Linked DNA regions of Mus musculus: region 1 is linked to region 2. A link is a contact called in ENCODE Hi-C or POLR2A ChIA-PET data. All regions are on one chromosome and are shown on one strand. The core of a region is the stretch at or near the end of the contact, and the rest is flanking DNA. Distances in the headings are between cores, read along the strand shown. Region 1 holds the start of Tmem258 (transmembrane protein 258). Region 2 holds the start of Incenp (inner centromere protein).

Region 1 (6,700 bases), core at 237-2,736, 300 kb after region 2:
GTGGCCCTGTATAGTCCCCTTCCTTCCTGACTACAAACACCTCAGCACACGTTACTTGTATAGCACAGAAGCCTAGTGAAGAGGCCTGCTTCTCTCTTTGGTCTTCTTCCTGCCCTCCTTCCTTACTTCTTCCTGGTTCGTATTACTGTGGTTCCTCTAAGAATACAAGCAGCAAAAACTCAGTCTTAAGGCTAAAGACTGTAGCTCTCCCTGGTACAGTGGCTTGCCTAGCATGCATGGAGTCCCATGTTGAATCCTCAGACCAGAAATCAAATAAAAAACTCATCCTTGAATCTGGTATTCTGTGTGTGGGTATAACAATGGGGACTGAGCTAGAGCCCTCACTCCTGCTAGCAAGTGCTCTACATCTTCAAGATTGTGTAACACAAGTCACTTCTGAGTTGTTAAATAAGAATGAATAACCATTTCTGCCTTGCAGAACCGGTCAACCAAAAACCCAGATGGAATACACACATCACCAGATGCCGTGCCATGTTCCCTAGTCAACCATATGGTTCACACCTCACTTACTACGTTGCTAGAATGAATACAGGCTATTACCACCCATCATGTCACACAGAGGGAAACCTGTTCTGTCCTGATAGTCTCAGTCCCGCCTCCACAGGACCTTCCAGATAGCAAAGCCTTAAATGAAATGGCTGCAGGCAGGATAAAAACACACCTAGTTCCCCTGCTCCCCACTCCCCAGAGGCCTACTGATTAATCACCGTATTAACTGGGCCCCACTGTTCTACGGAGTCTTCCAGACTTCCCTTCACCAGAAATGTCCTTGGGGCTTTTCCAACACCTGCCTCAGTCAGAAATACAAGAAAGCACTGTCTCTGGATGTCAGCAGAACATGAACCCATTTCCTTATTAAAGGCACAGAACTTCCCCGCTCCATACTCCTCACAAGGGCCCTAGGATGAACACGCTCTGGTCTCTGAGTCCTCACTGGAAGGAGGGTACTACCTTCTTCCTACCGGCGAAGAGGAATGTTCGGAGCAGAGCGAATGGCCCAAGCCCGGGCTGCCCGGTGCTGTTCCCGCGGCTCTGCCGCTTTCAGAGACGCTTCCGCGAGACCTCACCCCGTCTCGAGTGCACGAGCCTTAAGCAGCTAGCAGTGGTTTGGAGTCCACAGCGTTCTCTGGACAGTCCCGAGCCCGTTCTTTCAGTATCGTTCCCAGCTTCGCCGCCTTCCAAAGCCCGCGCTCTCGTCACGTGATCTGCCAGGCGCGAACAGCCTCCTGGGAAATGTAGTGTATGCCCCACCAGGTCCGATAGCAGCTTTCATAGTGGGCGTTCTTTCTGGGGAAAAAATGAATTAAAACCTAAACTTCACACCACCCTTTCCCACAGTCCGACTCCATGCTACTCACAGCAGGTCCGCATAGTCCTAGTTCCCGTTACTCCTGAGAACATGGGACTACAAGTCCCACAATGCCACGCGCAAGGGACCACATCCTTTTCCTGTTGCTCAGTGCGCTTGCTCCTGCCGACGTGTTCTTCCGGTGGCGGATCGGTGGTTTATCCTGTGCGGGGCAAAATGGTGAGATGATGGGAGTTAACGGACAGTGCTGTGGCCAGGACCTAGGGCTCTTGTGTGCCCGGTCCTCACCGCGTTCTTCCGCGGAGGCCTCAGTATGGAGTGCCCGGTGGGTGGGACGCCGCTGAAACTCTAGTTTGAGTTAGGGACGGGAAAGCAAGCCCCTTACCGTGTATTCCTCAGGCTGAGGTTTCCATCACAATGTGCTTATGATGTTGTTGACTATAATTCTGAAGGTCACAGGGTGCACTTTGAAAACCTTCGCGTTTTTATTTTTCTTTCTTATGATCAGTTATCTCTATCTGGAAGGATTCCCTTGCTGAAATCTTACTTATCCCGCAAGGCCCTTGTATAAATACCATTTCCTGGTAAAACACTTGTAACTCTCATAGGTACTTGTCTTGTCTTCTGGGAGCTCTCAGTCTGTACACACCTCTTGCCACGTTTCCTGGACTTCTTTTTTTTAATCTGCCACGCCTCCTAGTGACCACCATCTGACGTGCATCTAGTTCTGGGATGATGTCTATTCGTCTTTGTATTCCTGTTGCCCAACACTGGGCCTGCATTTGGAGGTTCCATAAATGGCAGCGATTGTCCTTGGCTCTTTTAGGGGGGAAGGGGGACATAATTGTTTACTGAATTGAATTCCTGTGTCTCCTAGAACAATGGGCTCAGTCTACTTCTCTGGAGTTGTTATGTTCTGGACTTTAGAAACATTGGCAAGAAAGTGACAATGGAAGTTAACATTTGTACAGAACTTTACGTTTATAGCCCTTTCACAGGGATTATCTCATCGTCTTCTCTGCAACTTTAGGAAGGAAACAAATACCTATTGAGCAGTTACTCTGTGCCGGGCAGTAAACTAGATGTGTCAACATTCATCTTTCTCCAATCATGCATCAGCCCTGTGACACAAACAGTGTTATAACTACTTAACTCAGACTGAGGATTCAGTAGGGCCAGAATTATCCCAATTGTCTTCTGCCAGGAGATCCCCGTGGCTCCCCCCTAAGGCAATGAAAAGCAGTACTCCTACATTAGAATTTGAGCTGTCTGTACTAGTGTAGGCTCCGGCTTCCTGTACAAATTAACGGCTTAGAGTCTGGACACAGATCCAAAAGCAGTGGGAATTGTGGGCAAGCGTTTTTCTTTAGGTGTCTTCCCCCAGACAGATCCATGACTTACATAGTGATCATTAGCTAGAAACCCCTAAGAGCCATTATCCTCTGACTCTTAGCTGCTCTTATCTCACTGAAAGTGGCTGCTGCCATTCTTTGTTGTTATTGTTGTTTGTTTTATTTCCCAGTGTTGGGGATCACACTTAAGACTTCATGCATGCTAGGCAAATGTTCTACCACAAAGCCTGCCACGTCCCTACTTTTAAGATGTGATGTAGAGCTAGGAGATGGCTCATGGGCAAAGGGTTTGGTGTGCAAGCCTGATAGCCTGAGTTGGATCCTAGAACCCACATTACTTTTTAAAATCCAGGTGTGGCCAGGCGATGGTGGTGCATGACTTTAATCCCAGCATTCAGAAGGCAGAGGCCGTCAGATCTCTGTGAGTTTGGGGCTAACCTGGTCTATAGAGTGAGTTCTAGGACAGTCAAAGCTACCCAGAGAAACCCCGTCTCAAAACCAAACAAACAAAAGCCAGATGTGGTAACCCCAGAACTCACACACCGCAAGATGGAAAATGGACACAAGAGAAATGTCCAGAAGCCTTAGGGCTGCTTACCCTGGAATGCGTGTTACAGTGACCAAAGCCCAAGAGAGACCTTGCCTCAAGCATGGCAGAAGGCGTCTCTCAGAAAGTTGTCCTCTAACGTCTAAGAAAGGAGATGAGGAGTGACCTGCAAAATGGCAGGTAAATGCAATGCACCTACTTTCAAGCCTGGTGACTTGGGGTCAGTCCCCAGGACCCACATGGTGGAAGGAGAAAACCAATTCTTGTAATTTGTCCTCTGACAAATTACACTCAAAATGCACTCATTGGTACCTAAACGCACACATATACACAGAGTAAATAAAGGTAATACAATTTAACACACGCAGCCAAAATGATTGTAATTTCCACAGTGACTCACTTGAAGGAGTGCCCAGCAGCACACATCTGCTCCACGGTCTCCCCAGATTGAAACTGAGATGGCCTGTTTTCTTCCTTAGGAGCTCGAAGCCATGAGTAGGTACACCAGCCCAGTGAACCCGGCTGTCTTCCCTCACCTGACTGTGGTACTTCTGGCCATCGGCATGTTCTTCACTGCCTGGTTCTTCGTGTATCCTTTATTTGCAGCCAGGAGGCAGAATTAGTGACCATGGAAGCGAGAGAGAAACCACATTGGAAAACTGCTACTTTTTTCCTTTGAGGTGGGATTGAGACAAAGTAAGTTAGGAGGAGGCTGGTGCTGCCCAAGGGCAAGCCATGGCCTTCTTTTCCAACTTCAAATTTGCTCAGTTTACTTTTCAAACTGAGGTTCAATAGGTGGTTCATTGGTATTTGGGGGTTTGGTTTGGTCTTGTTTTGAGACAGGGTCTCACTGTGCAGACATGGCTGATGTCAAACTCATGGGGTCCATCTGCCTCTGGAGAGTGCTGGGATCACAGGAATATACAACTCCACCCGGCAGAAAGGTGAAGTGCTCATGTCCCAGCTGTACTAGGAGCCATACATGACTAGAGGCTAGAGGCGATTGGCCTAAGTACTGTGGGCTGCTTTTCCTCGTGGATGTCAGAGATACGGTGTGGAGCACCAGAGTCCATGCCATTTCTTGGTCCCCTCTGCCTGGCTGCATCAAGCTAGACAAGCCTCCCAGGAATCCCTTAGCCTGTTCTTCCCCATGAAAGGTAGTCAGAGACAGCTCCTGCACTGTAGCCCATCTTTGCTTCTCCTTAGCAGTCCTACCTAGTTACGAGGTCACCTCTACCAAGTACACACGCGATATTTACAAAGAGCTCCTCATCTCCTTGGTGGCCTCACTCTTCATGGGCTTTGGAGTCCTCTTCCTCCTGCTCTGGGTTGGCATCTACGTATAAGTCTCCAAGGGTAAGAGCTGTGACAAGATGGTACATTGTCTGAAAAAGCCTCGTAGAGCCATATCAACAGGTCCTCTCTCTCCAAGCAAGACTGTGGTTCATGGGGATTTGAGCCAAGTGTGACCTGGTGTGTCCATTCTGAGTTCTCCGTGTACTCAAGGGCTCACTCAAGCTTTGGGGTGTACTTGGTGGGGATGTGGGTGAAGGCTACCTATGGTTTTATATCTGCATTCTTTGAAGTCATACACAGATGACTTGGAAAGGAACTGGGACTTAGAACAGATCACTGAAGTCAGCCCTGGTAACCCATCCTCAGTGGCCATTCCTGTTGGCTCTCGTACAGTCCTCGCTCAAGGGGCCTAGGGATACAGGGAGGGAATGTGAAAGGACCCTGGACTCATTCTTAATTCTGCTCTCCTCTTCCAGGTACCCACCAGGCAGCTCACCAAGTCTCTGCTTTTGTAAATTAATTTTTTACCATTGCTACGTGTCCCACCTGCTGTTTACAATAAAGGCAGATGTGTGACAGGCCTGCCTCATGTCCATTCTTAGGGGAGGGAACTGGGGTTTCCTTGACTGTTGAAGTCCTACCTTTTCCACTTTCTAGCTGCCTTTCACCAGTGCCTGATAATAGAAATTTTGTGTCCTCCCCGTGGGGGCAAGGGCTACATAGCAGTGTCATATTGTCATTAGTTTAGCTTACCTGTGGATAGGAAAGGTCCATGCCTACTTCTGCGTTGTTGGGCTATGGTCCCCTAGGCCCAGCCTGTTCCCTTAGATGGATTCTTTCTAGGTGGGCAGTGGCAGGTGCATGGGGAAGGTTTTTTGGATGTGTGTGTGGTCAACCCAAGTCCAGGGATGAGAGGCGTAAAGATAGGGAGTAGCTCTCTAGTCCTTTTGTGTGGTGGCAAGGAATTCCAGGTCACCTTGTTCTGAGATGGCTCCCCCCAGAACAATCTCAAGAAGATGTCAGAGGCAAGTGCAGATACAAAGCAGTATTTATACATTTATTTATATATGTATATTTACTTCAGAAGAAAAGGACTGTCTTGGGGACAGGAAGCAAGTAGGCCAAGTGGCACCTCTCTGCCTTCCTCAGAGTCAGAGTGAGTATATGATAAATAGGAGTCAGAGCTCACGGAGAAAATGGGGAGTTAGCAAGAGGGGAAACGCTCTATGAACAGGCAGGCTGCTAAGGGGAACAGCATGGGCAGGGATCTGTGCTGGGGGGTTGGGGGGGGCTATATACAGCCTAAAGCAAGGGGGAGATTAGCCCAGTGGCTATAGGAACACAGCAGAAGGAAGAGAGGAAGGGAGTGCCTGCTAGGCTGTCAGCTTCCAGCCTGTGGCCCTTACACCTTCCCCTAAGCTCTTTTATACTTGGGGCTTAAGGCAACTTTGGTCCAAGGTTGACCCCCTCAAGCAGCTTGGAGCCCAAGTTTGACCCCAACTCACACTGAGGACCTCTTCCCAGGCATGCAAACAGGCAGCTGCCCGTGGGCCTCAGGCTGGCTCTGTCCAGATGGACTCCAGGGGTAGAAGAGGGTCACTTTCCAGTTAAGGACTGAGGGGCCAGACTTGCCCCTCTGGTAAGGGAGCCCCAGCCACTAGAGCAGGGAGGCTGGGCAATCTTAAGGTACTGTGGGAAGGACGGCCTTATGGGAGAACAGAACGAGGTCTTAGGCAAGCATGGCCTGATGTGGGAAGTTGTGATTCCTATGGCAGAATGCAGGAATGGAGCCAAGTTGGGGAGAAGTCTTGGGGACAAGGCGTCCCTGCTATTTCCCTATCCTGAGGATAAGTGCTTTGAGAACCTTGGCAGGACCCACAGTTCATAGGCTTCCCAAACTTAGCTACCCCATAGAAAGGCCTTCCATTTAGAGCTCAGGATGGGAGGCTTGGCAAAAGCAGGGCCTGGTTTCCAAAGAGTCAGAATACACAAGGTCAGAGCAGTACCCTTTCCTTCCCACTGCTGAGCCGATGACATGCAGCTAAATGATTGACACACTCCTTCCAGGAACCTGCATGTAATCAGAATGCTGTAGGTGCTACCAAGAAATGCTGAAGCTGTCACTTGAGTAAAACCTCCAAACTCAAACCCACCACTCCTCTTGGGTGTGGGAGG
Region 2 (7,163 bases), core at 1,525-4,024:
CTTCATCCTGTAACCCCTCACTGATACTACTGTAAGTAACAAAAAACATTTCACTGGTTCACAAAGTTGGACTTTGGTGGTGGGTATCCATACTTTGGTCTACTGTGGGTTCCTATCTAGGGGTAAACGGAGTGTGTGTTGCATCTCCCCAGGTAAAGCTTTGTCACACAACATGTTCATATATATATATATATACACACACACACACTATACAAGTAAACAAGTAAATAGACACTAGAGCTGAGCATAGTTCGTTCTATGGTCCCAAACATTTGAGAAATTCAGGAGGATCATTTCAAGGTTATGCCTAGCTACATAGCAAGTTTAAGGCCAACCTAGACTACATGAGACCCTGTCTTTAATTTGGGGGCGGGGGGGGGGGAGTCAGTAGATGGAAATGTGCTATACATTCCACAGGAATGCATAAGAAATGAGGGGTCCAGAACCATGTTCTCCAAAGAGACCTCTGAAACCCTCCCTAAAGCCAAAATGTCCTATGAATGGATGAGGGAGAGCGAAGTGAGTGCGCATGCAATGTGCTGCTTTCAGGAAGACCTGGCTGTCAATACCAGGCAAAAGACAATGCAGTGCCAGTTTACCCACTGCCTTAAAAAGCTGGGAGCTTGGATATCTGCCGTACGACCTGACTATATAATCCTAACAAAGGTCCTACACTAAGTGGGAGGATTCTGATACTGTCATATCAGGGCCCCCGATAAGCAGTACCCCAAGTGGTAAACACATGAAAGATCAAGAGTGGGTGGCAGCTATGAGCACTAATATATCGGATCCCACCTTATATAAGGACAGGAAGTTCCCACCATGACTTACACTTTCAAAAGCAAGAAGCATGCATACACACTTCAGCCTCTCAGCTACAGAAAAAGGTCAGGGAAGAAAGGGCTATATTACTGATCCTCTTGGAACATAATGCCATCATATACTGTGGCCTCTAGGTTCTTCCTTGAAGTTCTTCAGCCTGATGTATGAGGCACACTACCCTTTTGCCCTTCAAACAAGTTCTGGCCTCTAGGAACTCTGTCTCCTGTTTTGTACAGCTTCTTCACTTAGCTTTCAGCTCCTTAAGGAGGATCAGACCTCCAATCCAAGCCAAGATCTCACACACAGATTCCAGCTATGTGCACAGCAAATGAGTGATTGTTTATGTTTGCCTACTGCTGGCCTCTACCCACTAACCTGCTCTCTGAGGGTAAGCCTTGTGCCTTCCTCAGCAACAAAAGAGTCTGGCACTTGTGGAATGAATTCATTCATCCATCAACTAATCCTAAAGGTTGTCTCACCATCACACACTGGGACACTCAGTGAGCAACTCAGTAGGCACATGTTAGAACAGGCCAAAACACACCCTGACCTAACGGCCAAAGGCAGCACTAACTGGGGCAAAACCGAATGGATAGGGGCACTGAGCCTTTAGGAAAAAGCATTAACTGTGCAGCCAGCTACTCATCAGCATGGCCTCTCCACTGAGTCTCCCTATCCCCCTGCACCAGAAAACAGCCCTAGCCAAGTCCAAGGCCTCATCAGTTCAAGGCCAGCAAAGAGAAGAGAAAACTGCACAAGGACTCCAAAGACTTGCAGAGGAGCTATAAGAAAGTAACAAATGGGAAATTTTACAAAATGTCTGCTCATGCTACAATCGGAGTGAGCGCTTCTTTCACCAAGTCCAATACCACACTTCTTCTTCCATGGGGAAATGTGCTTTCTAGCAAGCCCTCGCTGAAAAGTTAGAAAAGGTGACTCTGAGGAAAGGAGGAGGTGTAACAAGAATCAGACTCCTGGGTAACTTCACCTTCAGTCCACGAAATAAACAAACCCTACCATGGGAGAAGGAAGGTCACTTCCTCTCCACAAATACTATTTCTGTGCCATTCAGCAGATTAGCAATTGCCATCTCCTCTGGGGGTGCAGGAAATGAACTAAGCATTTCTCCCCACACACACCCCTCCAAGCAGGAAGATCGATCGCTAAAACTGCTCTTCCACTCAAGAGTCCTACTCCATGCCAAGAAACCTCTCAATTCCTTTTTGCCACATACTCCAAGATACCCATGCACATACAAATCTAGGTCAAAGTCACCAAGAAAATCGGAGGGCGGAGCCTGGATTTAAAATGTTTTTTAACCACTAGCCACAGGCCTCCAGGACAATAGTTTCAAGCTCAGAATGACACAATCCCAACGCTTGGCAGCAGGAAGCTGGAGGGAACTGCGCCGCTGACAAGAGCCTACGCTTGCGGGGATGACAAAATAAGTAGCAGGGCGGTCTCCGGAGCTGGGTCAGTTTTTAAATGCTGCTCAGCTGGGACGAAGCTGAGCAGCCGTTGCCATAAAAAGACTCAAGTCCGGGTTTACAGAGCAGCCCAGGCTCTGCACAGGTGTTAGGCCCGGCGTGCGGGGAAGAGGACTGACCATTCTCGGATCCCAGGACTCAAGTGCAGGGCCTCGAAGTTCATCTCCAAGCCTAGAACCATTGGAAGTGATCCCCACACCCATAAGCAACCCATAGGCGAAAGTGACTCCCCTGGCCCATCCTGGGAAGCGAAGAGGCCGGGACCAGTGGCCGAACACCGCGACCCTGCGACTCCCGACGCCCGTTCTCACTCACCCGGCGGCGCCGCGTCTTCCCGGACCACTCCTTTTCCAGTCCGCGGCTTCCGCAGATTAAGCTTCCCGCCACGCCGGACCGGCTGGACTCCCAGTACCGCGAGCTCGCCGCAGGCGAGGACCTACCGGGCGAAGAGCGCGGGCGAATCTACGATTTTCAAAATTGTGGCTCAACCAATTCCCCTTAAGTTTGTCTGGGCGGTTACAAAACTCCAAACCAATCACGTAACAGGACGCACGAGTCCGCTTATCTGCTGGCTGTTAGTGCTGTCAATCTGTGGGACTAGGAGGCGGGGAGAAGAACGTTGACGCTTTTAACACGCCCCAACTTCCGGAAGCTGCGGCAATCTACCCGGCGAGGAAGTGGTTGCGACGAATTACAAGTCCCTGCGTGCACTGCGAAGGCAGGCTTGGTTGGGGAGGATGCCTATTTATCTTCGAGCCAGCCGCTTGGTTCGTTTCAAGTCCGGAATGCTTCTGCGTTCGGAATGACAGCTCTGCTACTTTGCAGTAGTAAAAAGAAACACATTGCAAATCTCACAGAGCCTTCCCTCCAAGAGCAGTCAGGCATATAGTTACAGAATGTTTCCTTAGACCTCCGATTGTCACCCGGAAGTGTTTGCTAAGTACCCTCCAGATTGGACGCCACATACAACGGAGAATTTTTCTGGCCACATATAAAGGTAAAGTCTTGAGTTGAAGGTGTGTCACCACCACCTGTAAAATAAAACACCTCCACCTTCTTTATAGAATCATTCTCAGTAGCCAAGAGGTGGGCGAAACTACAAATGTCCCTGGACAGATTAAACAGAGGGGTTTTATTTATTTTTAAATTGTTTTTCCTTTTATTGAAAATAGATTTCTTTACTCACATACTATATCCTGATACAGTTCCCCTCCCTCTGCTCCTCCCAGTTCTAACCTCCCCTTCCATCTGTATCCACTCCCTTTCAAAACAGACTTCTAAGGGATAATAATAAACTAAGATGTAAAACATAAGATAATACAAAACCTATCATATCTGAATTGGATGAAACAAAGAAAAAAAGCCCCAAGAGAAGGCACAAAGACCAGAGACCCACTTGTTCGAACACTCGGGAATTCCATAAAAGCACTGGAAGCCATAACATATATGCAAGAACCTGATGCAGAGCTGTGCAAACTCTGTCTGGCTGTGAGTCTCTGTATTTGTTCCTATCTGCTTCAGGAGGAAGCTTCTCTGATGATGGCTGAGCAAGGCAATGATCTGAGTGTAGCAGAATGTCAATCACTAGGAGTCATTTTATTGCTATGTTCCTTTAGTAGAACAGTAGTATTTAGTTTAACCCTAGGTCCCTGAGCTATCTTGTCTCAGATTGTTGTTCACCCAAGCAGGATTCGATCTTGTGGAGTGGGCCTTAGGTCAAATCAGATATTGGTTGGTTACTGCCACAGGTTTGTGCCACTATTGCCCCAACATACCTTGCAGGCAGACACCATTGTAGGGTTTTGTTGATCCCACCTGTAATGGTTTGTATATTCTTGGTCTAGGGAGTGGCGCCATTTGGAGGTGTGACCTAGTTGGAGTAGGTGTGTCACTGTGGGTGTGGACTTAACACTCTCACCCTTGGTGCCTGGAAGTCAATCTTCCACTAGCAGCCTTTGGATGAAGACATAGAAGGCTCAGCTCTGCCTGTGCCATGCCTGCCTGGATGCTGCTGTGCTCTCACCTTGATGATAATGGACTGAACCACTGAACCTGTAAGCCAGCCCCAATTAAATGTTGCTTTTTATAAGACTTGCCTTGCTCATGGTGTCTGTTCACAGCAATAAAACCCTAACTAAGACACCACCAAAAGAGAGTAAAGACCATTACCCAAATTCTGTAATTGAATTAAGCAAGCTTTATTTTCTATCATACAGGACTGTCTCCCTAAAGTAGGGTTTGAAAGAACAGCATCAAATACAAGAGAAGGTGGGATTTATATAGCTGCAAGACTAGGAAGGTTTCAAGGGTTGGGGGATTTTCAGAGGATCTTATCATGGAGTGGAGGTCAGGGTATATAGGGTGTGGAATATGTCAAATTCCAAAAAATGGGTCAAGACATAGTCAAGCCCAATTTTTACAGAAATCAGGAATGAACTTAGTTTGGGGGCAGGAGAGGGCAGTCTCTGACACAGTTTCTCTGTGAATCCTTGGCTGTCCTAGAAGTTACTCTGTAGACCAGGCTGGCCTTGAACTCAGAGATCTACCTGCCTTTGCCTCCCAAGTGCTGGGATTAAAGGCATTCAACACCAGTTAAGTGGCTTCTAATCTTAAAACGAAGTCAGGCTGGTCCATCAGTTTATGGCTGGATTTGTGTTTATGTTTCTTTTGGTAGCATACAAAGTACGTTCCTGAACCAAAGATGCTAGAATATACTAGTGAAGGCTCTATTTAGGCATCAGCTCAACTTCTTCATGTTCAACGAGGCTTGTAAGTGTTATCAGCAATGGGGCCTTGCCATTGGTTAATGGAGAGCAACCTGTAGTCTTGGCAACGACCCAAGTTGTCTAGGAATTCCTTTGAGGTCCCTTTGACCAACAATCCAATTAGATGTAACCCAATTCCAGTACTGGAAGCTTCATTTGGTGACAAGAAATAGCCAGTTAGGGTTCTGTCTTCCCCGCTATTTGACAGTTTCATTTAGATTGCCTCCATATATGTACGTATTTTAGGAAGTTTTTACTGTATAAGGTTTCCATACTACTTCTCAAATGGTCCTTAATTTTAGCTGTCTCTCCCTATATCCCTATATCCCCTCCCGTATCTCCCTCTACCCTCTCCTCTCCACTTGACCCTCCAGTTCCAGACCCCCATCCATCCATAGCTATCTATTCTATTTCCCTTACCTGAAGAAATCTCTATCCCACCTAGTCCCATTCCTATGTATGGATGAGGAGAAGGGTTTTATTATTGATATAAGGAAGAATTTAACCAGAGGCATCAAGAAGTGTCCAGAGCAGAGTAAGAAAGTTCTTCTGATTGTAGCTTGGTTATTTTTAACTTGACAGCTAAAGTGGTATTTTGAAAGAAAAAAAAAAGCCCCCATAATCCATAGGGAATGACACTTATAAGAGGTGTGGTCTTGTTTGAGGGGATCCATGACTATAGGGTAGATTTGAGGTCTCAGAAGCTCAAACCAGTTCTCTTCCTACAGCCTGCGAATCAAGATGTAGAGCTCTCAGCTCCTACTCCATCACCATGTCTGCCTGCATGCCACCATGTTTCCTGCCATGAACTAAATAATGAACTAAACCTCTGAACTGTAAGCCAGCCCCAATTAAATGTTCCTTTAAAGAGTTGCAATGGCCATGGTGTCTCTTCATAGCAATCAAACCCTAACTAATATCCACATATAAGTGAATGAATACCATATTTTCTTTCTAGGTCTGAAATACCTCACTCAGGGTTTTGTTTTGTTTTTTCTCTAGTTTCATCCATTTATCTTCAAATTTCATGATTTCATTTTCTTTTTTTAATGGCCGAGTCCATTTTTTTAAAGGCATACTCCGTTGTGTAAGTGTATCACATTTTATTTTCTTTATGTATTCTTGGTTGGAGAGACATTTGGTTGTTTCCATTTTCTTGCTATTATGAAGAGAGTAGCAATGAACATGGCTGAGCAAGTGTCTTTCTGGTAAGATAAAGTGTCCTTTGAGTTTATACCCAAGAGTGGTATGGCTGGATCCTGAGGTTGATGGACTCCATTCTTTCCAAGGAACCACCACAGTGATAATATGGAGTGGCTGTATAGGTTGGCACTCCCACCAGCAATGAATGAGTGTTCCCCTTACTGCACACCCTAGCCAGCACGAGCTGTCTGGCACTTGTTTTATTTCTTTTAGCCATTCTGACAGACGTAATATTGAATCTCAACATAGTTTTGATTTGCATTTCCCTGATGGCTAAGGATATTGAACAATTCTTTCTGTGTTTCTCATCCATTGAGTTTCCTATTTTGAAGATTCGGGTTATTTGTTTTCTTCATTCCTAATGTTTTTACTTCTTTATATATTTTGGATATTAACCCTCTACCAGATGTGTACTGGATAAAAAAATCTGTTCCCATTTTGTAGGTTCTGCATTGTCTGAATGACAATATCCTTTACCATACAAAGGTACCTCAGTTTCATGAAGTCTCATTTATTAATTGTTCATCTTAATGCCTGCACTACCAGTGTTCTGTTCAGAGGGTCTTTTCCTGTGCCAATGAGTTCAAGGCTTATCCCCACTTTATCTGGGTTTTTTTTTTAAGATTTATTTATTCTATTTATATGAGTACGCTGTAGCTGTCTTCAGACACACCAGAAGAGAGCATCAGATCTCATCAGATGGTTGTGAGCCACCATGTGATTGCTGGGAATAGAACTCAGAACCTCTGGAAGGGCAGTCAGTGCTTTTAACCACTGAGCCATCTCTCCAGTCCTTTATCTGATTTTATGTTGAAGCCTTTGGTCCATCTGGACTTGAGTTTTGTGTAAGTTGATAATTATGGATCTATTTAAATTCTTCTACATG

What was found. A loop is a pair of places that touch in the nucleus more often than their neighbours do. ChIA-PET counts read pairs that join two places held with the same protein, here RNA polymerase II (POLR2A).
Region 1: a map of v-Abl transformed pro-B cells shows a loop between it and region 2 (4-fold over the local background). The contact joins the promoter of Tmem258 here to the promoter of Incenp in region 2. A Hi-C loop is called at or near these places in 2 of 37 maps with a recorded cell type or tissue (T-helper 17 cell and v-Abl transformed pro-B cells). POLR2A ChIA-PET finds 5 or more read pairs at or near these places in 1 of 5 experiments (embryonic stem cell).

The regions. Positions count from the first base shown.
Region 1 is chr19:10,202,716-10,209,415 of GRCm38, forward strand. Tmem258 (transmembrane protein 258) reads left to right here and starts at 1,487. Exons shown (of 4, transcript NM_026919.1): 1 at 1,487-1,549; 2 at 3,709-3,818; 3 at 4,449-4,585; 4 at 5,002-5,109. The coding sequence starts at 1,547. The coding sequence ends at 4,575. It overlaps Fen1 (flap structure specific endonuclease 1), which reads right to left and starts at 1,678. Exons shown (of 3, transcript NM_007999.6): 1 at 1,380-1,678; 2 at 973-1,304. Myrf (myelin regulatory factor) reads right to left here. Exons shown (of 26, transcript NM_001033481.1): 26 at 5,556-6,700.
Region 2 is chr19:9,896,715-9,903,877 of GRCm38, forward strand. It overlaps Incenp (inner centromere protein), which reads right to left and starts at 2,775. Exons shown (of 19, transcript NM_001369356.1): 1 at 2,625-2,775. It overlaps Gm50340 (predicted gene, 50340), which reads left to right and starts at 2,964. Exons shown (of 3, transcript NR_168101.1): 1 at 2,964-3,306; 2 at 4,154-4,363; 3 at 5,803-5,947.